Linked DNA regions of Mus musculus: all the other regions are linked to region 1. The links are chromatin loops, found by intact Hi-C in ENCODE. Cell type or tissue: heart. All regions are shown on one strand.

What was found. Peaks named below come from ENCODE experiments on the same cell type or tissue, not always from the same donor. Only the 100,000 strongest peaks of a DNase experiment are listed, where the experiment ranks them.
Region 2: a loop joins it to region 1, with 13 times the contacts of the local background. A loop is called at or near these places in 4 of 42 quality-filtered maps.
Region 3: it touches region 1 in a loop (2.5-fold over the local background); 4 of 42 quality-filtered maps call a loop at or near these places.
Region 4: it touches region 1 in a loop (2.7-fold over the local background); 7 of 42 quality-filtered maps call a loop at or near these places.
Region 5: a loop joins it to region 1, with 3.0 times the contacts of the local background. A loop is called at or near these places in 4 of 42 quality-filtered maps.
Region 6: it touches region 1 in a loop (2.1-fold over the local background); 3 of 42 quality-filtered maps call a loop at or near these places.
Region 7: it touches region 1 in a loop (3-fold over the local background); 7 of 42 quality-filtered maps call a loop at or near these places.

What each region holds. Positions count from the first base shown.
Region 1 is chr15:42,672,575-42,676,574 of GRCm38, reverse strand. It overlaps Angpt1 (angiopoietin 1), which reads left to right. Exons shown (of 9, transcript NM_009640.4): 1 at 1-410. The coding sequence starts at 114. Among named protein-coding and RNA genes, the nearest start is that of Angpt1, 2.4 kb to the left of the region's middle. In heart, CTCF peaks have their summits at 483 and 1,604; DNase peaks (open chromatin) are centred at 344 and 1,594; H3K4me3 peaks cover 3,075 bases; H3K27ac peaks cover 1,733 bases.
Region 2 is chr15:42,912,284-42,916,283 of GRCm38, reverse strand. The region is part of intron 1 of Gm46505 (a long non-coding RNA gene); the gene reads left to right. Among named protein-coding and RNA genes, the nearest start is that of Gm41315, 28 kb to the left of the region's middle. In heart, a CTCF peak has its summit at 1,974 (motif pointing right); no DNase peak of the experiment used is centred here.
Region 3 is chr15:42,422,591-42,426,590 of GRCm38, reverse strand. It overlaps Angpt1 (angiopoietin 1), which reads left to right. Exons shown (of 9, transcript NM_009640.4): 9 at 1-1,924. Among named protein-coding and RNA genes, the nearest start is that of Gm41313, 240 kb to the left of the region's middle. In heart, no CTCF peak of the experiment used is centred here; no DNase peak of the experiment used is centred here.
Region 4 is chr15:41,971,685-41,975,684 of GRCm38, reverse strand. No RefSeq gene overlaps it. Among named protein-coding and RNA genes, the nearest start is that of Abra, 100 kb to the right of the region's middle. In heart, a CTCF peak has its summit at 2,200; a DNase peak (open chromatin) is centred at 2,204.
Region 5 is chr15:42,435,704-42,439,703 of GRCm38, reverse strand. Angpt1 (angiopoietin 1) reads left to right here. Exons shown (of 9, transcript NM_009640.4): 8 at 1,299-1,429. Among named protein-coding and RNA genes, the nearest start is that of Gm41313, 230 kb to the left of the region's middle. In heart, no CTCF peak of the experiment used is centred here; no DNase peak of the experiment used is centred here.
Region 6 is chr15:42,513,608-42,517,607 of GRCm38, reverse strand. The region is part of intron 2 of Angpt1 (angiopoietin 1); the gene reads left to right. Among named protein-coding and RNA genes, the nearest start is that of Gm41313, 150 kb to the left of the region's middle. In heart, no CTCF peak of the experiment used is centred here; a DNase peak (open chromatin) is centred at 2,267.
Region 7 is chr15:41,984,795-41,988,794 of GRCm38, reverse strand. No RefSeq gene overlaps it. Among named protein-coding and RNA genes, the nearest start is that of Abra, 120 kb to the right of the region's middle. In heart, a CTCF peak has its summit at 2,375; no DNase peak of the experiment used is centred here.

The DNA of each region.
Region 1 (4,000 bases):
TAACGGGGAAAGAGTCAAACAAGCAGTTTTACCTGAAATAAAGAACTAGTTTAAAGGTCAGAAGAGAAGAGCAAGCTTTGCAGGAGGCACGGAAGGCAAGCGCTGGCAGTACAATGACAGTTTTCCTTTCCTTTGCATTCTTCGCTGCCATTCTGACTCACATAGGGTGCAGCAACCAGCGCCGAAATCCAGAAAACGGAGGGAGAAGATATAACCGGATTCAACATGGGCAATGTGCCTACACTTTCATTCTTCCAGAACACGACGGGAACTGCCGTGAGAGTGCGACAGAGCAGTACAACACCAACGCTCTGCAAAGGGATGCTCCACACGTGGAGCCGGATTTCTCTTCCCAGAAACTTCAGCATCTGGAGCATGTGATGGAAAATTATACTCAGTGGCTGCAAAAAGTAAGTGATCGCTTTCGGTTTCTAATTGCTCTGAGCTTTTCCCTTCCCTCTCTGCAGGGAGCTCAGAGTTCCGTAGGGGGCATTTGTGTTTACCTTTTGCTCCGGGGGGCAGTGTTTGCAAAAGAAAAAAGGCTCCCTCTCTGGACTCAACTTCCTGGGTAAGCCAAGGGTCCTGGGCTTGTGGGAACCTCTGATCCTGTAGCTTCCTAAATGTGCGTCTAACATTAGCAAATTTTATGCCAACCCTGTTGTTTTTTAAAGTTTATCTTAGGCATTTTGACTGTCAAAGCCCAACTTTGAAAAAGTAAGCGCGCACTTCTTGGACAAGGTGGTGTAAAAGGAAATCATAATGGTGATATTAACAGAGGTTCAAATGGAATGTACAGCAAGGAGTTTTGTGAGTTGCCATGGGAAATCTTCATAAAATGCTTACCCCCACCAACTTTTAATAAAAGTATGCAATGAGAATAAGTATAAAGTACCCATATTGTCTTCGTTTAGAAAGATTGTATTTGTAAGTTAAAGGAACTTAACTTCACAAGTGGTATATGAGGACTGACATCTGAAATGAAAAAAAAAAAATAGCTTCTGATGGGAAAATTGTAAGAAAGGGGTTTTGCTCACATTGAAGGTAGAAACTGAGTTCAGGAAGTCTCCTGTACCCACCTGCAGATTGGGCTGAACACAAGAAGGCTGTGCTAATTTTTGACAAGCCCTGGTTCCCTGGGTTAGGGACAGAGACGGTGTCATCTGGGAGCCTCAGTCTCCTGGGAAACGTTAATGCTGAGTGCATATTTGATCCCATTTTATAGAAGTCGCATTGATCTCTTGTGGGTCTTTTTTCTTCTTCTTCGTCTTCATAAACCATAGAACATTTTGTAGTTGCTGTTGTTAAGACTGCCCTTTCCATGGTGAGCTCTTGTTTCTGCTCATTCTTTAATCGCTGTTTAGCTATGTAACAGGTAAGTCCACGTTTCTAGAGCCTCGACAGCATTTGTAAACGCTTCTCTTCCAGGATGTGTGCTAAACCCTTGCCTCCATGTGAGCAGAAGGATCATGAGTAGGCTGCAGGTACCACAGCAGACCCTGTGAGAGGATAAGGGATGGGAAAAGGCCAACTTCTGTTCTGTGTGGTCCCAGTCACTTACTTAGCTCTGCCTGCTGCTGACTCATCCCTGGTGGTAGCTCTTCTCCTTTTGTCCACTAGGGACTGAACTAGGATCACAGTTATTTCTTTCAGCGTGTGACCAGGAACTCGGTACTTCTGGAGTTCCCAGACTTGGAACTGCAGCTTCCTGCTACAGATCACAGATGAAAAGTTAAGCCTGCAGCACAAAACATGTGCAACCGTCTTTGAGGATGATAGACACTTTGTCCAGCACTATTCATAGAATTAGTTTATAATAGAACATCTGGTGTTTCTATGGCTGCATTTCATTCTACATAAATAAATGGCTTTGGTTTAATAGTTTGTTATTATGCTCAATATCCCATCTACAGTGTTTTCAATGAGAACTGAATCATGATCAACGTGGGTGCTTTGAGGAGGGCATTGTAGTTCTAAATCATGAATGAGCTATTCTAGCAAAAATGTAATGATGTGCTTTAAGCGTACAACCAAAATAGTGATTCACACAGTGATGCTTATTTTTCTGTTGTTGCTCTGCAGTGACAGGGCAAGTGCACAGTTCTGCCGGACTTACATCGTGCACACATTTGTTACGTTAATTTGTTTTGTGAAATAAATTTGACTCTCATTGGCTTTGTTCTTAGTCAGAGATTATGGCATAGTTTTCAACTTATAGCCAAGCATAAGTATTGAAATGTTTCTTGGTTATATCAATCCTCACAAGAATAAATTGAGCTGAAGAAGGTTGAAGTGGCCCAGTTGGTATGAGTCAGAGCAGTTGGCTTTGCTATTGTCTGCTTGAATTTGCATATCTTTTGTCATTGTTAATGTGATTGGGTGGAGGATCAAGTAACCAAATAAATGCATTCATCAAAGAACTTGGTAAAGACTCTCATAAATTTCCCTTAATTAGTGTTTTCTCCAACTCAGACTCCAAACTTCATGTCATGTTTGTTTTGAACTCATATGCACATTTTTCACTGTAATTACTCAGAAGACAATACTTACAATTTATGCATTTCTATTTTTAGTCTAAGTAGTTGTTATAAGTTAAGAAGGAATGTTGTGCAGGAACTAATGCAAACAGTGAAGATACATCAAATTAGTTCAGCCATTTATTCAAAAAATTATTAATCAAAGTATGATGATAGCTGTCAAGAAGGCTCCTGATGCAGAAAAAAAAAGTGTTATCAAAACAATAGGAATCCAGACTATTGCTGTGATAATCTGTTCATATCCTTAAACACTGGTAAAATGGATTTTTAAAAATATCCATTGTACGATACTGGCTATCCCACAAAATACTTTATAAGACTCTCAACTTGCATTTCTCAACTTTTGTAGCTTTACAATGAACAAGCAAGTTATGCAAGAGGACTGTTATGGTGTGGCTCTCTTGTCATGAGGGGCTTAATTCAAGGAGGTCCATTTCCATGATTATTCCTTTGTTAATGTGATGTAGGATGATCGCACTTGGCAGAAAAGAGAGCTGTGTAATTATATATTTAACATCACAGTAGATGTTTGCATTTGAGGCTCCTATATTATTTGCGGCTCCTATATTATAAAGCTCTTTTTGGAACTATTTCCAGTGGTACCAGATGAATGAGAGTGACCACATCTTGGTAACTAACAGGGAATAGAAATGGATGTTAGGTTTTTGCAATTTTCTATTCTCTGGGGGTGGGGGTGGGGAGTTTAAAAATGCCCCTCCTCTCCTGTGGAGGTTAGAGGACAAGAGTCAGTTTTCTCCTTCTGTTACATGGGTTTCAGAGATCAAGGTAGGGTCTTCAGGCTTGGTGCCAAGCACCTTCACCTCTGAGCCATCTCATTGGCTGCTCTTGAAATTTGTTGTTGTTGCTGCTGCTGCTGTTGCTGTTGCTGTTGCTGTTGCTGCAGCTACTGCTGAAGCTGTTTATTTGTAGGTTTTTATGTTTGGCTGTTTTTTTTTTAAGACAAGGTCTTATTCTGTACCCCAAGGCAGCGCTTGGAAGTCACTATGTAGTGTATGTAGTCCAGGGTCTCCTCAAACCTGTGACTTATCAACCCTCTTGCCTCAGCAGCCTAAATGCTAGGGTTATAGAAGGTTTGATTGTCACTATTGCTATTATTATTGTTATTATTATTATTATTATTATGTGCATATGTTGCATACATGTGAGTGTAGGTGTGTGTGGACATGTGTGGAGTTCAGACAACAACTAGAAGTATCATCTCAGGATCTGTATTTACCACTTTTAAGAAAGAATCTCTTGTGGGCCTGGAGCTCACCAGTTAGGCTAAACTGGCTAGCTGTGTTTTCTTCCACAGAACCTGGAAAGTTGTGCTATTACAGACTCACTTCAAGCTTATGGACAGTATTATTTCTCTTGGTAGAACTCAGAGTTTAGGGCCAAGGCACGTCCTTTTCCTGGAAACTGCAGGCCGGCTTCATCCCTTGTATGCCACCATTTCACATGGA
Region 2 (4,000 bases), 240 kb before region 1:
TCTGTGACTATAAGTCATACAGACAATTTCCCAAGCTTCTGGCCTTTTAGACTTCACCCCCACAGTTACCTGACTATAGCCAGGTATGGTCCTCCCCACAGTTACCTGATAGCCCAGCCCACTATAAAAGGAGCTGCTCTGCCCCTTCTTGCTCTCTTTAGCTCTCACCTTTCTTTTCTTTCTTTCTTTCTTTCTTTCTTTCTTTCTTTCTTTCTTTCTTTCTTTCTTTCTTTCTTTCTTTCTTTCTTTCTTTTTTTGTTTGTTTTTGAGACAGGGTTTCTCTGTATAGCCCTGGCTGTCCTGGAACTCACTTTGTAGACCAGGCTTAACTCGAACTCAGAAATCCACCTGCCTCTGCCTCCCAAGTGCTGGGATTAAAGGCATGCGCCACCACGCCTGGTTAGCTCTCACCTTTCTTAATCTCCTCTCTAGCCCTCCTTCTCTCTCTCCCTTCCTCCCCCCTCCACATGGCCATGGCCAGCCTCTTTCCCTTTTTCTACCTTCTCTCTTCCCCCTGCCTTTCTACAATAAAACTCTAAAACCATAGACTGTCTCTACCCATCAAGGCCCACCATGCTTGAACGATGGAATAGGCTTTCCGCTAAAGAGCCATGTCTAACCTCCCACTGGAAGGCCTTCCTGTGCTCTAGCCATGGACCGGACCAAGGACTCTCACCCACATGGGAACCATCCAGTGGCCCCTCTCCCCCTGACCTCTCTTCTCTTTGGTCCCAAGGCCCAGGTGCCACCAGGGCCCCCGTTTTGTTCTTAGCTCTTCCGTGGTATCCAGCGGCATCTGGGATACCCGAGACCGAGAACCTGTTATCTCTGGTCTGTGAGGTCCAGAGACCTAGGACTGCCCCTCATCCGTCCCCTCCCCACGGGCTGGGTCCATAGCTTCCCACAGCCAGACACCCACCCGGGGCAGTGTGGAAAGGGTGCAGTGTGGCACACCTCCACTTCTGCCCACCCATAGCACTGGAACTCTGGCGGGACGTGGATTTTCTCCCATTCTCTATTCCCCCATACTCACTGCCCAGCAACCGATGTTTGTTGATTATTTTTATTTTATTATTGTTATTCTCTCTCCCTCCCTCCCTCTCTCTCTCTCTCTCTCTCTCTCTCTGTCTCTGTCTCTGTCTCTCTCTCTTTCTCTCTCCCTGTGTGTGTTTCTGTGTTTGTATGTGATGGATGCATATTAGTATGTAGATAATGTGTCTATGCATGAACATATGGAAACCGGAGGAAGATTCCATTGAGGTCTTCCTCTATTGCTTTCTACCTTATTCTCTTTAGATCAATTATCTCAGGAAACCTGAAACTTGTTCTTTCAGCTAGGCTTGTTGGCCAGTGAGCTTCCAGAACCTGCCTATCTCCTCTGTCTTCTTCCCTATGCCAGTGTTACAGGTATGTTCAGTCATGGCTGATTTCTGTGTATGAGCTAGAGTTTTGAACTCAGGTCATCATGCTTGCATGGGTAACTGAGCCATCTCTCTGGTCCCCTCTGCTGACTAACAAACTTTGAAGTGTTACAAGCCAGATTATCAGTTTCCAATAATTAAAACAAATGCTCCATATATCTATCCTTGGTTGCTATCCATGTAAATAAACTGAAGTTTAAAATGATAAATGACATGGAATGCAGCTACATATTTAAACCCTATATGTCTTTCACAGCCTGACAATAGTGAATCATATTTTACAATATACTGAATTCCTTGTGTGTGGTCAAGGATTACTTTTGTAATCATCGTTGGAAACCCCCTTAGACAATAACGATTACAGACTTAAAACTCAAGCTGGTGTCAAAAATGTTTAAGCACAAGTGAAATATTTCTTTTATACAGAAGTGGTGTCATTAAAGACCACACAAAACTTCTACAAACCCTGAAAACATATGTATAATACTGGAAATGTTTTGCTGAAAGTTCAGTATAGTCTCTGTTTTGAGTAGCACTTTGCAATTTGGCCAGTAGAGGGCAGCCACAGAGCAGGTCTGGGATTTCAGCAACTACGGGCTCTGGGAGGAACCTTCTGCAAGTGTAAAACCCTGAGCATTGTTGTTATTATTATTATTAGGGCATTTCTGGATTCTGGATTCATGTTGTTATAACATTGATCTTTTCATTTCCGACGTGTTTACTCCCTTTCAATTTTTCAGATTTTGAAGTTTGTTTTGATGTTGTTATTAGCAAGATCATCGTAAATTTAATATAGCTTGATGTATTTTTAAAACATCCCTCAGAGAGCAAAGAATTACATTTCCCTCTGTGCCTTTGAAAAGTCAGAATACAATCTAGATGTATTGAATGAAGGCAGGATCCGCAAAAGCACAAATAGGAGATGTCCAATGAAGAAAACATAAGTAAACCTCATTTAGAATTACGTTGGAAAAGCCAAACTCTTGGTTTTAATTTCCCAATTACTCAACTATTAAATCCCTCCTGAGACACAGCAGGACACAAATGCCCTTCAGGGGCAGAATTTCTGGTACTTTCAGAGAAAAAAAAATGTACATAAATAGGCATTTTGGCAGCCCAGGTCCTCCAGTCATTCTTAGCTCACATCCATCTACCCCCAGGATGCAGTGAATCATAAAAGTATCAGAATCAAGAACAAATGAAGATGCAGCAGAGTTCAGCTTTTAAAAAATGGGTGAAAGTTTAAAATAATATTTCCAACCTTATTTTTGTATTGTTATTGCACACTAGTTGGTATGGAAATCAAACAATGCAGCATTAATATTCAGTCCAGCAAGCACGTCACTGCCATTGTCCCCAGTCCTCTGCCCCAGCCCTGATGTCTGACCTCAGTGGCCGAAGGGAACTGAGAATAACCAGTGTCATTGTGGACTTGTGGCAGATGTATTTTATGCTTAGAGAATGTGATGATCTTAACCCCTTTCTGCACCACTGGTCCTCATCCTTGAAGGGTGTGCCCCCCCCCCCCCCTTCCTCAAGTAGCACTAGGATTACCAAGCACTTGTGAGAATTGTAAGCCTGCATAAGGCTTTTTTCAGGTAAAGCCCAGCATGGAGTTTTAAAAAACATTTAAGTGGTCCTGTTGGGCATTCAGTCTTGATAACCTTGTCACTGCGGTCCCAGGAGGTATGAGTGTGTGGTTTTGCATGGTGCCCTTGGTGAAATAACTGGGCCCACTGCCCTGCTTGTGTGGAGCCGCAGGGAGGGAGCAGACTTCATCTGCTTCTCTATCTTTCCATCCATCAAAGGTGAGCTCAGTGCCGTGTATTAACACCATCTGGCCTAGCACTCGGTATAGCATCCATCAATGGAGCCTCTGCCTTGTTTATTTCATTTGATCCAGAAGCAAGGCACAGAACAGCAATCACTTTTAAAGAAGCCCCTGGAGAACTTCTAGCAGAGGCAATGGGTTGACATAGTGTTAGAGTCCAGACTGAGACTCCTGTGCTGCCAGTCTTACTCTGATGATAGTGTAAAGAGTTGTTCTTTTCTTTTTCCCTGTAGTTTTCTGGTATTTGATTTTCTTGATTTCAGAAGTTGCAACATCATCCTTACAACAAAATTTGACAGTTAATAATGAGGAACACAAAACAAACAAGCTGTTCACATGTGGCTCACATAGATCTTGTTTGTGCAAACACGTTTTAGGGCTGATGATGTCACCTGGCAGTAGGGGACTTGCTAGTAAGGGGAAGACTCTCTGCTCAATTCTCAGTGCTAAAGGGAAAAATACATTCCACATACTGATTTCTGAACGATACATAATTCTAAATGTATGTAATATACATTATATACTTATTTTTTGTCTCTATGACATATGTGTTTATTTGATTGTTTCCTATTTATTTATTTAAAACTCCAGATTTTATTTCTCTCCCAGTCCACTCTCATACCACATCCCATACCTCCTCCCTGTCCCCTGTCTTCACAGAGGATGTCCCTACCTCCCACCCCTATCCCACCAGACCTCTAAACTCCCTGGAGTCTCCAGTCTCTCTCTGCAGGCACATCTTCTCTGA
Region 3 (4,000 bases), 250 kb after region 1:
ATCACTGTAGGAAATCCTGCTAACAATACATCACTGCCCAAAAGAGACATAAAGAAAAGTTTTGTCTACTGAGTTGGCTAAAAGTTAGTGGAGTTCACCTGCCCATTTCCAGTATCATATTTACTAGCTGATTTCAGGTTTCCTGTGTTCAAATGTAAACTCTGTTCTTGTAAGCCATGATACAATATAGTACATGGAGGATAAGAGTTGGGGGTAGAAGGTGCCTAAAGACTCTTGAGTTTCTGGGGATTCAGTTTTCAAAAGATATAAAATATAATCAAGAATGGATAAAACAGGTGAAAATCACACTCATGCTACAGTGTTCCTTTACATGAAATTTGATTAACTGATCCACAAGAATGTTTAGAGCCTGAGTATATATAAAGACTGGAAGTGTTATCACCCAGTTCTCAAAACAATAAGCAGGCAGTTAACATTCTCATTGACAGTATGTAGGAGAGCAATATGTGGAGTACTTGAGTTGGAACAGCCCATTGTACAGATCTTGCATGTATTTGCATATGTATGGCATTATTATTTTTAAAGTGTTCGTAGGCCTTCAATTCTTCATACAGATTTTTCATGCTAATTTAATTTTTGTTAATTAACTGCAATGTACTTACTAAATATATCCTACTCCAGTTTTTTATGAGTTATACTTTAAAGTCTACAAATAATAGAAGAATTTTAAATATCATTGTACATAATATCTTATACCTGTCCATGCTAAACTCAATAATTGTTTAGTCTGGAATATATGATGCTGTCCACAACTGATGACTATAAATATGATTGTTTAAAGACAGTTACCATACTATTGATTAAATATATTACTCTGCATAGTTTTTCTCCTCCAGGATCTGTTTCTTCAAGCAATTTCTACCTTGTAAAATAATGGTAGTAGAGAAAATTGACATAACTCCTTGTACAAAAGAATTATAGAAAAAATTACAGTCATTTGACTAGGAAGTTTCTGATTGTTAGCTGCTATAAGTGCCTTAGTTAAGATGCCCCTGTGTTATAATATGTAGTAAATGAAGTTTTGGACACAGGATTCTGTGATAACCTGATGTGACTGCAGTATTCTATCAAGTTCTCTTTGTTGTTAAATGTTCAAGGTTATAGTAGAAAAAAAACATTCAATCAAACACAATTTGCCATGAAAGGAGAGAACTAAATGTAGGCACCAGTTCTGTTTTCTCAGAGAAGGAGAAGACTTTCTGGGACGTACATGTACCAAAATATAAATCTTGATAACCGCAGCCACAAAGCCTTAGTGACTTTCCTCTACCTGGTAAGACAGAGCTCTTCATGCTTTTAAGAAAAGATTCTGAATGCTTCCCACCACATCTTTCTTATATTTATATGTGTTCATAAAGTACTATTTTGCCTTACAAGAGGTATGTGCCGACATTACAGGATTTTTCTACTATAGTGACTCCTTCACAGCTTTCTTAAGCCTAGCCCTCTAAAAGCTTCCTTCTCATTTAGATGAAAGAAAATGAGTATTTTTGTGATTCTGGTGATTGTGGTGGTTGTTGTTGTTGTTGTTGTTGTTCCCACAGATGTTCGAAAACTCATCTTGGGTAAATTGTTTTTCAATCCACATTACAAAAATAAAGCGAAACAAGGAGAAAAAAAAGCATGGAATTTACTGATTTGTTATGTGGGTTTGAAAAATAAGATATTGTTTTCAGTTATTTATAATAAAGCAGTATAATGTGTACATTGTATAATGCCAACATGTGTGTAGCAATTTGATACGCATAGCTTTTTGCATTTAATTAATGCAGGGCAGAAAAATTAGATAACTCGAACTTTGTCTTGAAGTTTCTATTTCAATAAAAGCTGTGTCATTTCTATGAAAATGTCTTCATAAGATTACATTATTTCATTTAAATAAAATTGAAAATAATGTGGGCAACTTCATTTTGTTTTAATTACATAATTTAAAAAGCTAAACCTTGCAACCTATGGAAGTATAGAATTACTATGAGGCAGAGGCAGGTGGACTTCTGAGTTCCAGGCCAGCCTGGTCTACAGAGTGAGTTCCAGGACAGCCAGGGCTATACCGAGAAACTCTGTTTCAAAAAACAAAACAAACAAAAGAAAAATTACGAGATGAACAAAGGCCTCAGTAGTTGAAAAAAAAATCTCATTCTGGCATGCAATAAATAGGAATGCTTAGACCCATTATAATATAAGGCCAAATGGTTGGGTCTTGTTCCTACATCTTTATGATTTTATGTTTGCCCTGACAATGATTGGGTTCTGTATCATCATGTGACATTTGGTGATCTTTTTTGTGGACTCTGGCAAAAGATAAATTGTTTGGGTATCTGAGTTTGACATAGAGAGTTGGAAACAGCATAAAAGAAACATGACTTTATCCCTATGCCTCACATACTGTGTGTGGACTCAGTTGCAGACTAAGTAACGAAGTCTGGACATACTTAGAATTTTCTCAGTTCTCTTCTTCTTGCTGCCCTCATCCTTCAGACTATCACCAATTTCAACACTGAATACTGAAAAGATACTTTTTCTTCAGCCTCCGTCTTCCCAGGACACACTAACGAGAGTTTAGAGACCACACAGGACAAGGCTAAGTTTATCAGCTGAGACCACCCTAGACAAGTTAATTTCCAGCTGACTTGCAGACAGTTATTAACTCCATGATTCATCTAAACTGAGGTCAGCAGAACCTGGTTCAAATCATCCTAACTCCCTAGATGGCATACATCATATGAGAAGCGTATGAGTGGTAGTTTTAAGTCATGTTGTTTAGGAGTGTTTTCTTAACCAATAATAACCAATCGATGGTATAGTATACACCAGTCATCACCCGTGCTTCCAAGTCTCAGAAATATTCTAAGCTTTAAAATGATGTTATTTTTGTTCAAATCTGTGTGTGCAAAATAACTTGTCTAGATTGCATCAAAATATTAGTTATTCTCAACCCTTTTTCTGAAGAAAACTTTTTAAACATTTTACTATTTTTTTTCATTTATTAAAAATGGATTTTTCCCACATAATAAATCCTGAAAATGATCTCCTCTCCCTCTACTCCTTCCAGTTCTTTCCTTCTTCCCTTCGCATTCAGATCCACTTCCAAACTGTTATCCTTCATATATATATATATATATATATATATATATATATATATATATTATCTTAACTTGTCTGAATATTATAATCCCATACATTATTTTAAGAGATTGCCTTGCATCTTTCTGTGTTTGCGGCTCTAGGATTTCAACCCAGCCCCTTATGTATACGACAAAAGTGTTCTATACCTAAACTACATTGTTTATTGTTATTATTATTATTATTATTATTATTATGAGGACAAGTCTCACTGAGATACTCCTACTGGCCTTGAATTCCTTATATAACCCAGGCAGACATTCCACTCACAGTCAAGAAGGTATATTTTACTTATTTTTATTTCCCCACAATACCTGAAAATATTATTATTTGTTGAATAGAATTTAATTGTTAGGAAAAAACCTAACTAATTTATCTATGGTACAAATGGAAATCAGAAAATGAACAGATTGCTGTTATTCACATTCTACCTTCTTGAGACAGAGTCTCTTGCTCTATAGATGCAATGTAGACAAGTTATTTACTGTTATGTAAGCTAAGAAATCTGGCCTGCAGTCTCCCAGGAACTCTTCTGCCTCCGTTTCCTAACAAATCATAGAAAAGCTGACGTGGCCAGCTACCGTATCTGTTTTTATGTGGAGTCTGAGGAATCTAAAATCAGATTCTCATGGCTACACACCACACATTTTACCCACTGAACTGTCTCCACAGCTCTCTAATCGTTATCATTGCTCTTTAAGTGATTGTCATTATTTTTATTTGTTTAAGGCCAGCCTTAAGCTATAAAATTCCATTGATGACTATTGTATGTTGGTTTGGCTGCTCTCATGAGGTCAAGGTCAATATTTCTTTGCTTTCTCTGGTCATTATTTTATCAGTTACTTACTGAGTGTCT
Region 4 (4,000 bases), 700 kb after region 1:
CTGTACCAATGCCAACCTCTTTGTGTGTGTGTGTGTGTGTGTGTGTGTGTGTGTGTGTGCTGACATGTGCTTATGGGGTATCTTTTCACGTAATAATTTTCCTGTGTTTTGCAGATAATCCAAAGAAGACAGTTTATAAAGATTGAGCATTTTCAATATTTTAGAAATCTGAGTATTCAATATAGTTTCCAACATCCATACCCACACAAAATGTCCCCATTCTTCAGGCTGCGGTCTTCTGTATTGACTATTCCTGTGTCTGTTCTCTTGTCACTAAATGGAAAACTCTATTTGGAGCAACTAGTTTCCAGAAAAAACATGCAAACATCATCCATGAGAACCCAGGGTCTGCTTGGTCCTTCACACCCACAGCCCATTAAAAAACTATCTGGCATCCACCAGGCATTCTCCCATTGTAACTGGGTGCATTCACTTCATGGTGGGTAATGCAGCAGATGAGACCATTCTCCTCTTCCTCTGCAGGAGAGCCAGCAGCTTAAATCAGTGCAAAGGTTCTCTGTGTAAATTCTAGAGCCTAACTGCCTGTCTTCAGTTGGTAGTATTAGCATGCAGACGTTTTGTAATCTGTGAAGTGCTTTGTAAAAAGCCCTCTGGAACTATGATAGAAATGGTATTTTATAAGCTTCATTTTTTTTTTCTTGTCTCTAAATGGAAAAGGTTTTTATTTTCCTCTTACAGGGTTGTGAGGATAAAGTGAATTATGAAATGCAAGTACCTGGAACAACTCCTACTGCATAGTTAGTGTTCTGAGGCATGCGTGCTGCTTTTCCTAATCGTCAGCTCACAAATGGATTGTATGCAGATTTGAAGGCTCAACATTCCTTTGTGTCTCATGTATGAACTGAAATCCAACAGAGAAACTGAAATAGAAAGACATGAAGTGAAAAGACAATCTGCAAGTGTTTGATGTTCATGCCACCCTGAAAAAAAAGGGGCTATGTAAAATAAAGTCCTCTGGATGTGCAGAGAGCCATCAGAGACGTCATGGTCTCATAATTTGATGAATTCCTGGGTGTATAGTTATGCCTGTTAAAACTCTCACATCAAAATGCGATCACGATGATAAAAGGATTCTTATTATGTGGCTAGCAGTGGACAACAATAAAAAGCAACAGCGCTGCGTTTTGGAATTTGAGACATCTGGGAGTCGAATGAAGTACATGCAAGGGAAAAGTGAAACGCTGTGGACACAGGAAAGCCGTGCAGCAGCAAGACCGGAAACGGGTTGAGAAGTCCATAGAAAAATGCCCACGACACTTCATAAGCACACAAGAGAGAGAAAATAGTCCATGAAAGGACAAAAGTGCCCTGGCCCAGATCACAAAGGACACTGAAGGGCAGAGTATAGGAGTTACCTGGTTCAGTACTCACATGGTGCTGTCAACTGAATGCCAGGTAACACAGAGGTTCAAAGTTTCAGGCTGTCAACACCAGGGGAGAGAAAGGCTCTGCCCTCTGCACATGGAAATGATTCCTTGTGGAAAGACGTAAGGGAGTAATAGGAGTTTGTGTTGAGACAGATGATAAGAATAAGGGGGAAGCTGGGTGTGATGGCACATGCCTTTAATCCCAGCACTCGGGAGGCAGAGGCAGGCGGATTTCTGAGTTCGAGGCCAGCCTGGTCTACAAAGTGAGTTCCAGGACAGCCAGGGCTACACAAAGCAACCCTGTCTCAAAAAAAACAAACAAACAAACAAACACAAACAAACAAACAAGAATAAGGGGGAAATATATTTGTAGAGGCCTCAAACACAGTGTTTCTCCTTCTGATCATGCTCTTTGATGACACATGGTAAAAAGGCCAATGTCTGCCATGTTCAAGCAGCTATGAGAAATAGCTTTGAGAAATCTCCCTCACTACACCTTTATTGCCACTATTCGTCTCTTTGTCTATACTTAATTACGGATTTTAGGAAAACTAAACAAACTCTTTTAATTAAATAGAACTTGACCCGTGGATGCTAGAAGAATGAAAACTCCAGTTCTTCATATCCTTCCACTCCAAGATGGAGTTTCCTGGCCAGTTTGTTTACAATTGTTTCAATAATGGTAATATTTCAAGTGAAAACTCCTTTCTCATCTAGATCATCTGGGCATTTGTCTCAATTCCGTCCACTTAAGTAACTCCAGTGTTTGCTCTGCTTGGCATCACGGAGAATGAGGTGCAGTTCTAACAGTGTCCGCACGGTGGCAGGCGGGGACTTGGTCTGCCTTTCACAGCCGCTCCCTTTATTTAATGAAGCAACACATCTCTGTTTCCGCGTGCCAAAGGTAATACTGGATTTTGAGGGTCAGCATTTCCTTAAGTGTACCTTAATATATTTTTAGTGAATTCTTATCATTTTTTCTGGGTGATTTTGTGGGGAGGAATTTTTGTTGTAGTTTTATTTGCTTGTGAGGAAAGTCAGTGATTTTTTAATAGTATACAAATACAATTAAACAGTATCCCAGAGGCTGTAATTAAAAACCATGGTAATAATACAACATGTAAACTGAGTCAAAATATTAGAAATATTGGAGATCTCTACCAAACTGTTTATCTCCTACCAAAATTACCACATACCAAAAGTAAATCTGACAACAGAGTCCAAAATCAAGGGTCTTTCACTTTGAAATTTAATTTGTTTATATAGTAAAATTGATATGTGTGTTTATATGTGTGCATACATATATACTTGTGTAGAAAGAGAGAGAGAGAAATGAAATAAATCTCCACTATATTACAAAGTTAAATAGAACTGCAGTTTAAAACAAATGACATCTGAAAGGTCAAGTGTTGCCAAAGGAAAAGAAATTCCTCTCCAAGAATCTTAAAATTTTAATGTAGTAATTTTTCTTTCTAGTGTTTTAATAATAGGTTCAAACAGTATTGGAATCACTGAAAATTCTGTGTAATGTAGTAGTCCTTTTCCTATTAATATATTCATATTTTTGGTTTCTACATCATACAACACCGCAAACTAATTACTAAAATTAATATCAAAGAGAAGATTTAAGAATCATATGCAAGGTTAAAGAAAGCCAAATATGCTAAAATGCAAGACAGTGTCATAGAATCAGTGTTGGTATAAAAAGAAACTGACAGTTATTGGTATGGTCTGTTTATTGGTTTTGACAAATGAGCCCTTCTGTAGGGCATGTTAGTGATACAGGAGAACTAACTGGTGTTACAAAGGAAGTTTTCATTCACAGCAAAGGGAAAAGATGTGAAAAGGGGGGAGAAAACAGAAGAAAGATATTCTGCTTCCTATAAAATCTCATTTCCCAGCTAAACAGGACCCCGATAAAGGCTGAGGCAAGCCCACTGATGGTCCCACTGTCATCACAGGCTATCTCCTGACACCTCAAAAATAAACCCCATAGAGAAAGCATGCATAGAGAGCTTCATGACAGGGAAGGCTATCACATGCTCAGGAAGTGTTATTCACTCCTTCCTCGTTCATACATATTCATATATTCAAAAATATTCATGTTAATTCAAAAACAACATGGTGCCTTCCTGTTGTTTTCCAAGAACTAAACACATAGATTATGTTCTTAGTCGTGTCCATCTTTGAAAAATAGTTCAGCCCCAGGAGGCATAAGATAGAGTAGCAGCAGAATCTGTCTTTTAAAATAGAATGGATTGACCTTCTAGATTTCTTAATAAATATTATTAGTATTTTATTAGAAATCGTGTGCCATCAAAAACTCAGTCAATAAAGTGGAAAATGCTCAGAGAAAAGTAACCAAAGAAGATGTGCGTCTTAGTTATGCTTTTTATTGCTGTGAACAGACACCATGACCACAGCAATTCTTATAAAGGAAAGCATTGAGGATGGCTTATAGGTCATAGGTTTAGTCAATTGTCACTGTCATCATGGCTGGCTGGAAGCATGGTGGCACTTGTGCAGACATGGTGCCAAAGAGGTCATTGAGAGTTCTACATCTGGATCCACAGGCAGCAGGAAGAGACAGTGAGCCACTAGCTTCTGAGACC
Region 5 (4,000 bases), 240 kb after region 1:
TATCTAAGTGGAACACTAGTCACGTGTATTTTCATAGCTCCCGATTTTATTTTACTTTTATTATTACTGTTTCATATTTTGCCAGAGCTGGTCGAGATTCTGGGAGACTTTCATTCATGTGACATTAATCGCCACTGATTTTGTGTAGGTATGATTCAAAGAAGTGGAGTTCGGAAGGAAATGTTGCGAGATGATGTAGGTGAAAATCCACATTGATAGAGAGTACCAAACTGCTGATCCTGATGAGTGTAGTGCAAATGCTCGGGGCCTATGGAAGCAAACAAAAGATCTGGGCAAGTTCACATTGCTCAGGACAGAAAGGAAAGAGGAAAGAAGAGGATAACCACCAGACAGGAAGCTGCGCCAGACAACTTCTGTGATTTCCCATGGTTCCCATGTGTAATCCATAGATAGTCTGCATATCTCTAGTAATCTCAGAAGGTTCTTAACAGCCCAATTTGTTTTGCCTGTTGAGCAGACCTTTGCTCAAAGTATCTCTTAACTTGCTGCACACGTGCCATTGATTGAAGTTTTTGAAAAATACATGTAAGAAATATTTGTAGAGAATAAGTTGGGTTCTTTAAATAGTATTGTTTATAAGATCAAACAACTGCTGGAATTTGAACATAGTTTGTGTTAAGTCACTAGAAACAAATCTTTCAGACTTAGAAGTAGTGCATGAGACCTTTGTTATAAGGCCTAAAGAGCTATAAAAAGTGAGACATAGAGTGTGTGCTCAGCAAATGTTTGTGTGGTGAATGCTACTTGCAGGTTTGGGTCCTTCACCTTTTCTATGAGATGTACCAAAACAAGCCCCTGTCAATGAGACTTGTGTATTTGTTGTATCAATAGTAAAAAAAAAAAAATACTTAGAATAATTTGTTTGAAATATTAATGAAATTGTCTGCTGTATTGACATTCTAATGGAGATTTCTGTTTAGTAACACCTAACTACAAGAATAAATTCCACTTCTTTTTTGTGGTCCCTGCACTATCAGTGAACCACGTGGGTTCATGTATGCATATCAAACAAGAACAACACCCACTAAGCTGCAGCCACAGGGATTTGTACCCATTCATAATTCGGAACCTGTGACTCCTGTCTGCAATCTTTATCCCTCTGACCCTCCTCCCTCTCTCTTTCCTCCTTTTATCTATTGACTTTAGGTTCATAAAGTGATTTGTTGGAAGGGTTGAGTTCAGAGACAGGAGGCAAAACAGAAGTTTAAACACTCAACAAATTATCTTCTAGGTCATGTTCTGTCAAGTGGATGATCTTTCTTTCTGTTTTACCGCAGGTTATATTTAAAAGGTCACACAGGGACAGCAGGCAAACAGAGCAGCTTGATCTTACACGGTGCCGATTTCAGCACGAAGGATGCTGATAACGACAACTGTATGTGCAAATGCGCTCTCATGCTAACAGGAGGTGAGTCTCCCAGGCTGTTTCCTAAACTGCCTTTCATTGGGTTGAGGTTTGGGGTTTCTTATCTCTGAGAAAAGGGTATGATCTCCTGGTCAGGAAACTGAAAAGCAAGTCCCTAGAGGTCATTTAGCTCTGCACAGGGGTTTATCCTGTTCTTCAGCAGGACATTGCTGGCATAATTCAAAGTACCCCCTCCCACCCCTGCCCCTTCATCTGTGATAGGAATGTCCTAAGCTTCATTCTCATGAATTTGTGTCTTTGAAGATACAGACACTCTCCCTTTAAGATCATCTATGGTTTGCTCGTCAACTTACATAGAATGTTATTTCTTAGCAAATGCTTTGCAGCTATGCGGTCAAGCTTAGGGATAAATTTTTCACATTGAATAAAAACAAAAAAGGGAGAAATTATTTAAACCTAATGTTATACATCCAGACCAAGCTTTACCTGGGTTTTGAGAAAGATTTTAGATGATATGGGAGACATCATTAAATAGCATTGTATTACTATTTAAGAAAGTTAATACTTTTTATATGATTCCAAGTCTTTTCTGATACTTTGAGTGTGTCAAAAAAAAAACAAAAAACAAAAACAAACTGCAACTTGCTACTTAAATAACTGTAGCATTTATCCAGCACTTAATAATCACTTTCTTACTCAAGAAAGAGCAGAAGTTTCCTGAGTCTCAGAGCCCTTGGTGGGTAAAGTGGCTTCCCCTGGATTCAGAATTCCTTATGTCTCATCTCTCTTCCGTTACCCAACATGTACTGATTTCTTCTTTTGAGGAACGCTATAAAGCTTGCATGTTAAAATACCTCTATACTTACCTAATTGTTGACTTAAAAAGGCATGAGTTAACAAGATACCATAATCATATACAAAATATTTTAGATGTCGTTACAATATTTGGCTGACACAAAGAGAATACTAGCCTAAAAACCAGCCATGAAATATATGGATGGTCTTTCTGGAACAGAGTTAACTCCAAACTAAACTGTGATCAAAATCGCAATCGTAATGACTCAGAGGCTTGTTTCCCTCAGAATTGTAATAACCTCTCTCTCTCTGTCTCTCTCTCTCTCTCCTTTAAAATATTTTCTTTGTTTACATTTCAAATGTTATCCTCTTTCCTAGTTTCCCCTCTGAAAATCCCTTATCCCCTCCCTCATCCCCATGCTCCCCAACCCACCCACTCGTGCTTCCTGGTCCACACATTCTCCTATACTGGGGCCTAGAACCAGGACCAAGGGCCTCTCCTGCCATTGATGACTGACTAGGCCATCCTTTACTACATATGCAGCTAGAGCCATGAGACCCACCATGTGATTTCTTTGATTGGTGGTTTAGAAGCGTAGGCACCCCTATCATCAACCACTCTGACTTTCTTACTGTGTTACACTAAAAAAATATTATATTTTTCCCATGGGAAAGAAACTGCCCTTCTTCTAATGGTATGCGTAGGCACTCAGTAGAAACTGTGGTGCATGGTGGATTGGTGTTCATATTTTAGTCATTGAAATTGCTCTCGAGTTTTAAATCCAGTACAATGAAATTTTAAGTTAGCATTTCTGTCCTGTGTTACTAGAACACAGAAAAATGAAGGTTTTAGAGTAATGTTCAAGGAGGCCCTTATGACATTCCCCCTGCCTTTCTGCAACTATCAAATCACAGCCTTAAAAACACTTCACCAACAGTGACATTATTTCAATACAAGATCAGTGTATTACAAAGGATAGCATGGCATGAATATGCTTCTAAAGTATTTACTATCATATTCCACTTCTGAATAAATAATTCTGGCATCATAATTTAATCTCATCAAGCATATACAAGCTACCTATAGGTAACTCTTTGACCTGTATCCAAGGAACAACATTAGAAATTTGAGAATTATTTTAATATGGTAGCCACTGATGCATCTTGTGCACCAACCACCTTGTTCAACAAATAACATTATTGGTAACTTTATATGAAGACTGGAACATTCCAGTTCCCTGCCTGTTTGAGTGTTGAAATATAACTCATGTTCTCCATTTATATTTTGACCCACAAATTTTCCTAGTAAAGAAATACAGTCCTGGACCAACCAACAGGGAGATCATTCAAATATTTCATAGAAGAGCAACATTGGTGTTCATGTTCCTGTAAGGAAAACACACAAGGAGTAAAGAGGAGTGCATGTCTCAGTTGTTGAGAAACCTCTACATCTCTGAGTTAGGACATTGCTTCTGCCTCATGACTGAATTCTGTCAGATTCCTTCATCCATAATTGCCCTTATATTTGCTGCTTCTTACTCACCAATAAACACATACATGCGAAGAGAAAAGTTCCATTTATTGCTTGGGCTGGATTAGCCTAAGTAAGTGTGTTTTTGCAATAAACACTATTACCCTATCAAATATCCTTCTGAAGGAACCCAGGTCTTGTAAAGCCATTCACACTGAAAATCTAAGCTGTGGAATTTTGAGAGCTGAGAACTGGAAACCATAGGCATGAATGTCAATGGCTGTCCAAGTCACTGGAGCATGGCATAGAGCATATATCCTACAGAGTTACTACCCACCACTCTGCTC
Region 6 (4,000 bases), 160 kb after region 1:
CAAGAGGCAGAGAAAAATCATCATCTTGCTCTTAGTAATGTAAGGTGTGTGATGTGGGCAGGATACTAGGGGCCATATCACTCCATCCCAGATGTTCACTTTCCTCTATGAAGAGAGAGAGAGAGAGAGAGAGAGAGAGAGAGAGAGAGAGAGAGAGAGAGGGAGAGAGAGAGAGAGAGAGAGAGAGAGCAAACAAACAAACAAAAAAACCCACAGTAAATCAATGGCCCTGAGATCAATGTGCTACAAAAAAAGGTATTTTATTTTGTGGTTTCTGTATTTCCTTTCAATAACTACCTTTCAGTTAGTGTGGATTTGAAATGAAATACTCTTAAAAGCATTACAAGAAGCTGTCTGAAAATTCTTACCTCACTTTCTCTAGAAAGTGAATACTTTTTATTTTTTTATTTTATTTTTTTAAATAGCTAAGCTCTTTAAACTACATAAATCCTCCATTTCAGATCTTACTTTCCTCAGCCTATGGAAAACTCTGGGAAATTTAAGCTTTGACACTGGTCCTTAGGGACTTATTGCGTTTATTCTTCACTCTTTCCTTTCTTCCTTTTCTCCCCTTTCCTCTTAAACATTTTTTCCCAGGGATGTGCTTTTGGGATGTGTTTAAGCTAAGAAGGAAATGTCTTTTGTCATTTTAATGGAATACTTCAGTTATTGCCAACAGTAAGTTTCATAGACTCATGCAAGGCAGTGGTCAATTTATCATAGTTTTCTACAGTTCCCCTGCATGCCCAGATTTGAACTTCAAGCCTGTTTGAAAACATCAGTGGAGTGACTTGAAATAAAGCAGCAATAGAGTCAAGCTGATGGGAAAAGAGAAGAGTTTGGCATTTGTGCTTAAACTAAGTTGACCAGCCCTTAGCCTGGATCTCTAAGATAGGTCTGCTTTCTTCTTCCATGCCCAATAATTCAAATTTGGCCTGTAAGAGTGTAACTATGCCTGTGGGGCTGTTACCTTCCATAATCAGTATCTGACTTGCAAACAACCCATTGTGCACTGCCAGCACATAGTTGAATATTCCAGTGGGCATGACTTTGTTCTGCAGGACTATGGACACAGCAGTGCAGGCCCTGTGTAATCATAGTGTAGCAGAAAAACATAGCATGGATAAAAAAGAAGAATCATCTTCAGCAATGGAGATTCCAGAAGGAAAGCAAGATGGGTGAACTACAGGAGAGCACGGAGGTAGATGTTTTTCTAGGCATGGCCAGAACATACTTCTAAGCATGCCTTGAGTATGAAAACAAGCTAACTCGTCAGATGGGATGGGATGGAAATTTCAACCAGACAGAAGTGCAGGTACAAAGACCTTGAGGTGAAAAGGATTTGGCAAATTGAATTGACAAAAAGACAGTAGATGGAGCATAGTGTGGCAGATGGGGGACAGAAGTGATATCCAAGAACTAAGAGATCACAGAGTAAAAAATATGTTACTACAAAACTAAGTCCTTACAAATGTAAACCAACTGAAGAGAGGGTCCATTAGCATATTCAACATGGCAAATGCCGTGATCTGACTTGTTTTCATGAAGGATTTTTGCTCTGTGATAATGTAGACTAGAGGCAAAGGAGAACAAGAAGAAGTTAATACTGGCTGTTGTTGCAAGAGTTAGATACAGGCAGCCTCAATGTTAATCCCAGATAATGATTCTAGTCTGTTTCCAGAGAACATGGGTAAAAATGTAGATTATTCTTCAAAAGCCAAAATGTTGGTCTTTGAATGTGTCGCAAGGTGTGCCTCAGGGTTTCTATATGCTGAAACACCATGACAAAAGTAACTTGGGAGAGAAATTCTTTCAGTTGACAAACTCCCAGGTTATACTTCATCATAGAGCAAGGTCAGAGTAGAAACTCATGCGGGAATAAGGAGGCAGGAACTGAAGCCAAGGTCATGGAGGAGTGCTGCTTACTGGCTCACCTTCCATGGGCTGCTCATCATGCTTTCGTATAACATTTGAGATTGCCTGCCAAGGAGTGACACAGCCCACCATGATCTGGGGCCCCCACTTCAAACATTAGTCAAAGTAGTACCTCACTGACTTCTCTATAGGCCAATTTCAGAAAAGGATTTTGTTGAATAAGAGTCATTCTTCCAGGTGTGGTAAGAGTAGATGAGCTGTTCTCGAGTGTGAGAGCAGGAGAGCTGGCCATGTCCCTTATCAGCTGTGGGCACTGGGTGAGATAGCTGGGGCAGTGCTGGGGAACTTGGCCTGGTGGTATGGGTGCAGGAGAACTTGCCAGCTGACAAACTCAGCTACAGAGCCAGCCCAGATCCAATGCTTCAAGTTGATCCCATCTGTGAAATGCTGGAGCATGTGACGAGGCTGGTCCTACAGATCCAAAGCTGCAAAATCTCAATGACACAGGGCAACAACAGAATGTTCAAGAGGAGTCCCTGTGAGGATCCAGTGTAGCATATAGTATAGCAGAAGCCAGAGGCCTCTAAGCAGACCAATGACTCAATACAATGAACATTAGCAAGTAAAGATGTGTGGACAACAGGGTATACTGTGGGGCACACAGCGACACACCACAGCTTCCATTATGAGATGTGTGTTTGTGTGTGTATGTGTTTGTGTGTGTGTGTGTGTGTGTGTGTGTGTTATATCTTTTAAAACATTTTTTTTACACTTTACTTGTTTTTAAATTTTTCTTTTGTGGAGGATATTTCAGGGGCAGAGGGTAGATATGAAGGGACAGGCAGGTGAGTGGGATCAGGGTAAATGATGTGAAATTCACAATGCATGAATAACAAATAGTAAAAAGAAAGAAATCATTCTTCTGCAATGGTTTCTCAAGTTGTCAAGTTGACAGAAACCAACCAACACGATGTGCCCTCAGAGAGTATGGCAAACCAAAGCAAACACAGGTTTGATGTACCTGTGACCAATGTATTTCATTCCATGAGATGCCATGCCCACCTTTGATTCATACATAAGCATTGTGTGTCTTCTCATTCACGGTACTGGTTGTCACACAGAAATACAAAGTGATTCACGTCTCATTTCAAATATTTATAAGTGCTCATTCAGTAAGCAAAGAAACCAGAAACTGACCTGGGTAAACTATTTGCTGAATGCAGCCTCAGTCTTAATATTCACTACCATGTTTTTCAAATTCTATTTTTCCTTGAGTAAACTGATAAGGACAATAATTTAAAAATAATACTTATGTTAATTCTCTGAGAATTTCATACAATATATTCTGATCATATTCACCCTTCCCTCACCATCCCTTTCTTTCCCCTCTCCCTTGACCCGTCTCAAGCTTTCAGGGCTTTCTACTTTCCCCCACTGAGTGTACTTGTAATGTTGCACAGCTACTCTTGTGAGTGGGGTCCACCCTTGAGTGTGTTCAACCTAGTAAGGTCACATTATTAAAGAAAACTTACTCATCTAACAGTAACCAAATGTCAGTATGCTGGGAATTTGTCTCTTTTGAGCTTATGCAAATATTGTGCATAATGTCAAAATCTTTGAGTTCATGTATGTTTAGGAAAAATGCATTATTGACAAAGTTTTAAAGTCAATAGACAGAGAAGTAATTATAAAACAAATATAGTCCTTGAAAGTTAATACTCCAGTCCTATGTGGTTTTGTTGGCCTTACACTGTTCATAGCCTAGAAAGGAGTGAGATGCTAGAGAAGGAGTAGAAAATGGCAAGATGAGACATTTATACTTTGAAATAGTTAACTGGTTATGATTTGTTTATATATTATGTTTCCATGGATATGAATTTGAAACCACTCCATAGACTAATAGTAATGATTTCATCTAATATTTATGGGATATGTTAGAATTTTAAAAACTCTGCTCTGAAGTACTCCACAAATGTATACCATGTACTTTAGCTTGGTTGCCTAGGTGAGAAGAAGCCCTTCTTTAAATTTAGCATCTGAAGCCGTTGTCTCTCACCTCCAACCTAGTTCCTTCTCTGTCCTACTACAAATACAGAGCCCAGTTGCCTTGCAGTCATAGCTCAAC
Region 7 (4,000 bases), 690 kb after region 1:
TTGATGTGTGGAATCAGAATTAATGGTGCTCAGAAATTCAAAAACACACAACAGGGTTGGGCTAAGTCCTTTGAGGGAAACTGCAGGTATCTGTAAAATTCTTCCCTGGGAACAGTAAAAGCAATGAATACAGATATTTTGTTTTCCATGTTCTCTGGGAGATTTGCTCTCTCAGGTTCGTGTCCCTGAACGGATCCCAAAGAAAACCATGCAAAAGACCAGGGCAATGGTGCTTAAATATCACTTCTACAAATCCAGGAAAGCTGAAAAAGATGTGGAAGTTGAAGGCACCATATCAACATCAATGCAGGTTCACCATTTTGCCAAAAGGAAGAATGCTGGAAAGCAGCCAAAACAGAAATTCACATTTTGAACTCTGGATTCAGAGAAAAGGTAAACGAAACAAGTGTTTTTGAAACAATACAGATGACCTAAGTAGATAAGCTCACCCACTAGTGTGCACCTGAGGCAAATTCATTTTATGCCCTACTGTGTGTCTATGTGTGCAGGGAAAGGGCAACAATAAAACAAAACAGTAAAAAAAAAGGTAACTGCTTCTGAAAACACACAGAAGAGTAACAAATTCATCTTGCTCACAAAGTTGTACTGTAGCCCAGCTTTAGCTTCCCTTTTGAGATGAAAGCAGAAAGACACACTAAGGAAGGATTTAGAAACATTATAAAAAAACAAACTGGCATGACCCTACTACTAAGAGGCCAATTTTAGAACTACCCTGGATTCAATGTCAGCCATGACTCCACTAAATGACACTGTGGAACCGTGGCTACTCTTCTTCACAGGTAACCTGAATATTTAACTAGTTGACCTGCCATATATTTCCCTACGTCACAGAATAATGCCAAACTGGCATCCTAGTATAATTATAATTATTATTAATTTCTCATTCGCAAGTATTTCCTGGCTTGAAATAGGATGATCCACCCTGACCCTCGTATCTTAGTAACAGTTCTATTATTGTGTAGAGGCACCATGAACAGCAGCAAATCATTAAAAAAAAAAAATCTAATTGAAGGCTTGCTTACAGAAAGGACAGTATTATCATGGCAGCAGCATGGGGGCAATCATTTTTGCTGAAGCAGTAGCTGAGAATTTTATATCCTTATCCACAGTCAGACAGAGAGAGAGAGAGAGACAGAGAGGCAGACAGAGAGAGACAGAGACAGAGACAGACAGACAGAGAGAAAGACAGAGGCACAAAAACACAGAGACAGAGACAGAGACAGAGACAGAGACAGAAAGACAGACACTGAGCCAGACAATAGCTTTTGACACCTCAAATCCCACTCCTAGTGACACACTTCGTCCAACAAGGCCATACCTCCTAATTCTTTTCAAACCTGAATTGGGAACTAATCATTCAAATATATGAGCCTATGGAGGCCATTCTCCTTCCAACCATTACACCTTAGCATTTCAGTCTAAACTGCTGTGAATTCTTCTGTCTTGTTTATCTTTCACTTCAAGTGTTCATGCAAAGCAGATAAGTTTTAGCAGAAGTCTTAGCAGAGAAGTTTCTGCTGCCGCATGGTTATTCCTCTTGGTAAGACAGAGCAAGTTAGAGTAACATCTTGTCATTCAGAACACTGTAGCTCCATTTCTGGAAGTCTAAGAAAACATCTGCCTTACAAGATCGCACTCTGGGAAATTCTATGCACTTGTTCACCTGGTGAAATAAAATAGAGCTACCCATGTACTTTCCTATGTGTAATTTACGTCAGTGCGTGCCCAGTGGCCTTTCATAGATGATGAATTGCAATGATGAACTTCTCAATTCCTAAGATGTACCTCATTTCCCATTTACATTCTGACTCACGGATTTCACAAAGTTTGGGATTTGTAGAAGTTAATCCTCACTGAAAAAGAAATATGTATACACTAAATTTTCAGTTAAGATTTTTAGGGTTGTATTAAGCATATATATATATACATATATATATGTATATATATATATGCAATTTTATATTTGTCTCTGTTATAGGTCATAATGATTAGTACATATGTTCTAATGCTTTAATGTGCCAACAAAAGTCAATAATGTAAATCTGTCATAAAACTCAAGCTTACCAATTAAAAACTATTGCAGTTTAGGTTCAGCCGAGCAAATCTGTTTCTTGTTCCTAGGCCCACTGTTGACGTTCCTCCTTTCAGAAGTCCTCCTTTCTTTCTCCATTTCTTTGGCAGCCCTGATAATGTTCTGAGTCACCCATAGCTCTGTCCAGACCTCCATCCTTCCTCAGCAAGCCATGTCTGGCTTGCTTTTATTTAAAGTTTCTAAGAATTTATAGATATGAACCATTCATTTGACAAAGCTGAACTTTAAACATTAATACAGTATGTGTTTGGGGACATCTACAGGCTGTGTTCTGCAATCAAAGAAATAAACCATAAAGAAAATAAGGATTTTTTTTTTATATAAACAAGTATGGAAAGAATGCGTTACCAGAAAGCTCTCCTATCAGAAACACTAAAGAACCGTCTTCTGACTGGAGGCAGGTAACACCAAACCCATGGAAAGTGATAAAAAATAGTATTGTGGATATAACTGCATATGTTTTATATATACATATATACATATAATACAATGTGAAGTAGCTACATATAAAACTTCCATATAGTTATATAAGTCATACAATATGGTTGTTACTGTATATAGAATATATAGAATATATTACAACATGGAATTGTTTAGAGCTAAAAGAGAGATGTACCTAAGGTGGGCTTTCTGACCAATCAGGGCCATCTCACACCCCTGTCAGATTTTGCATTTTCATCTCTTCTTTGCTAATTAATCTTTACACTTCAGCCTGTAATCCCAGCACTCTGGATGCCAAGACAGAGGGACTCCCAGTTCAAAGGCAGCCTGGCCCATATGGTAAGACCTTGTCTCAAAGACAAAAGCGAAACTGAGAAAATACAGAAAAGAGAAACTGATGTTTTCATGTGAATTTGATTACATTGATAATACTCATTTCAATGCTTCAAGTTTATAAATATTACGTGTTCCATTTAGCAAACATGGATATGCACCAGACCTTTTCTAACATATAAACTTATCATCACACAGTTCTAGAGGCTAAAACTTTCATAGACAAGAAAACTAAAGGAAAGGAAGTGAGAATGATTGCACAGATTTCTCGCTGTATATGCTGTGGAGATGGGACTCCATGCCTGGACCAACTCAGAGACCTTGTTCTTCAGCTACCACCTTCCTCAACTGTACATGAGTGATTTCCATTTTTCTAACACCAAATACATACTTTCAGGAGACATGTTTAACTCCTTATTTTCACTGTTCGTTATTCTGATGTTGTAGATCTGGTCTAATGCTATTTATATTATGTTAATTTGGTCCCCAAAATTACACGAGAATCTGAACATCGGCACATAAGACACTGAGGGACCCTGTCTCCAGTTGGTTTTGATTGTAAATAAAGTTGCTGATGGCCAATGGCTTGGCAGGGAAACAAAGGCAGGACATTAGGATTCCCAGACAAGGGACTGAAGAAGGAGTAGAAAGGAGCAGGGAGGGAGACAGACGCCATATGGGGAAAGGAGCAGCTGCCACACCTGACAAGGCAGGACAGAGAGATAGCCAACATGTGAAAGCCAGGGAAGCAAAGGCCCAGGGGTCTCTCCCAACTATGTCTAGGGCAATAATGATGCCCTAGATTTTAGTAAGTGATAATTCAGGGATATCAGAGAGGAGGTGTTGGCCACATGGAGGTTTGGAAATGGCCCAGCCATTGAGCTGTGTAAGGCATTTTAAAATATAAGGCTGCATGTGTATGTCTTTCATTCCAGAACCCAGAACAGTTGGGCAGGTAGCAAGGAACACTCTCCCTCTGCCAGGTTGATGTGAGTAGTGATAGTTGGCTTCTGCAACGTCCAGAGACATTTAGAAAGAAAACAGTGAATAGGGAAATAATTTAATGTATAAATATGCTTTAACTTGACCTCAGCAGCTATAGATACAATACAC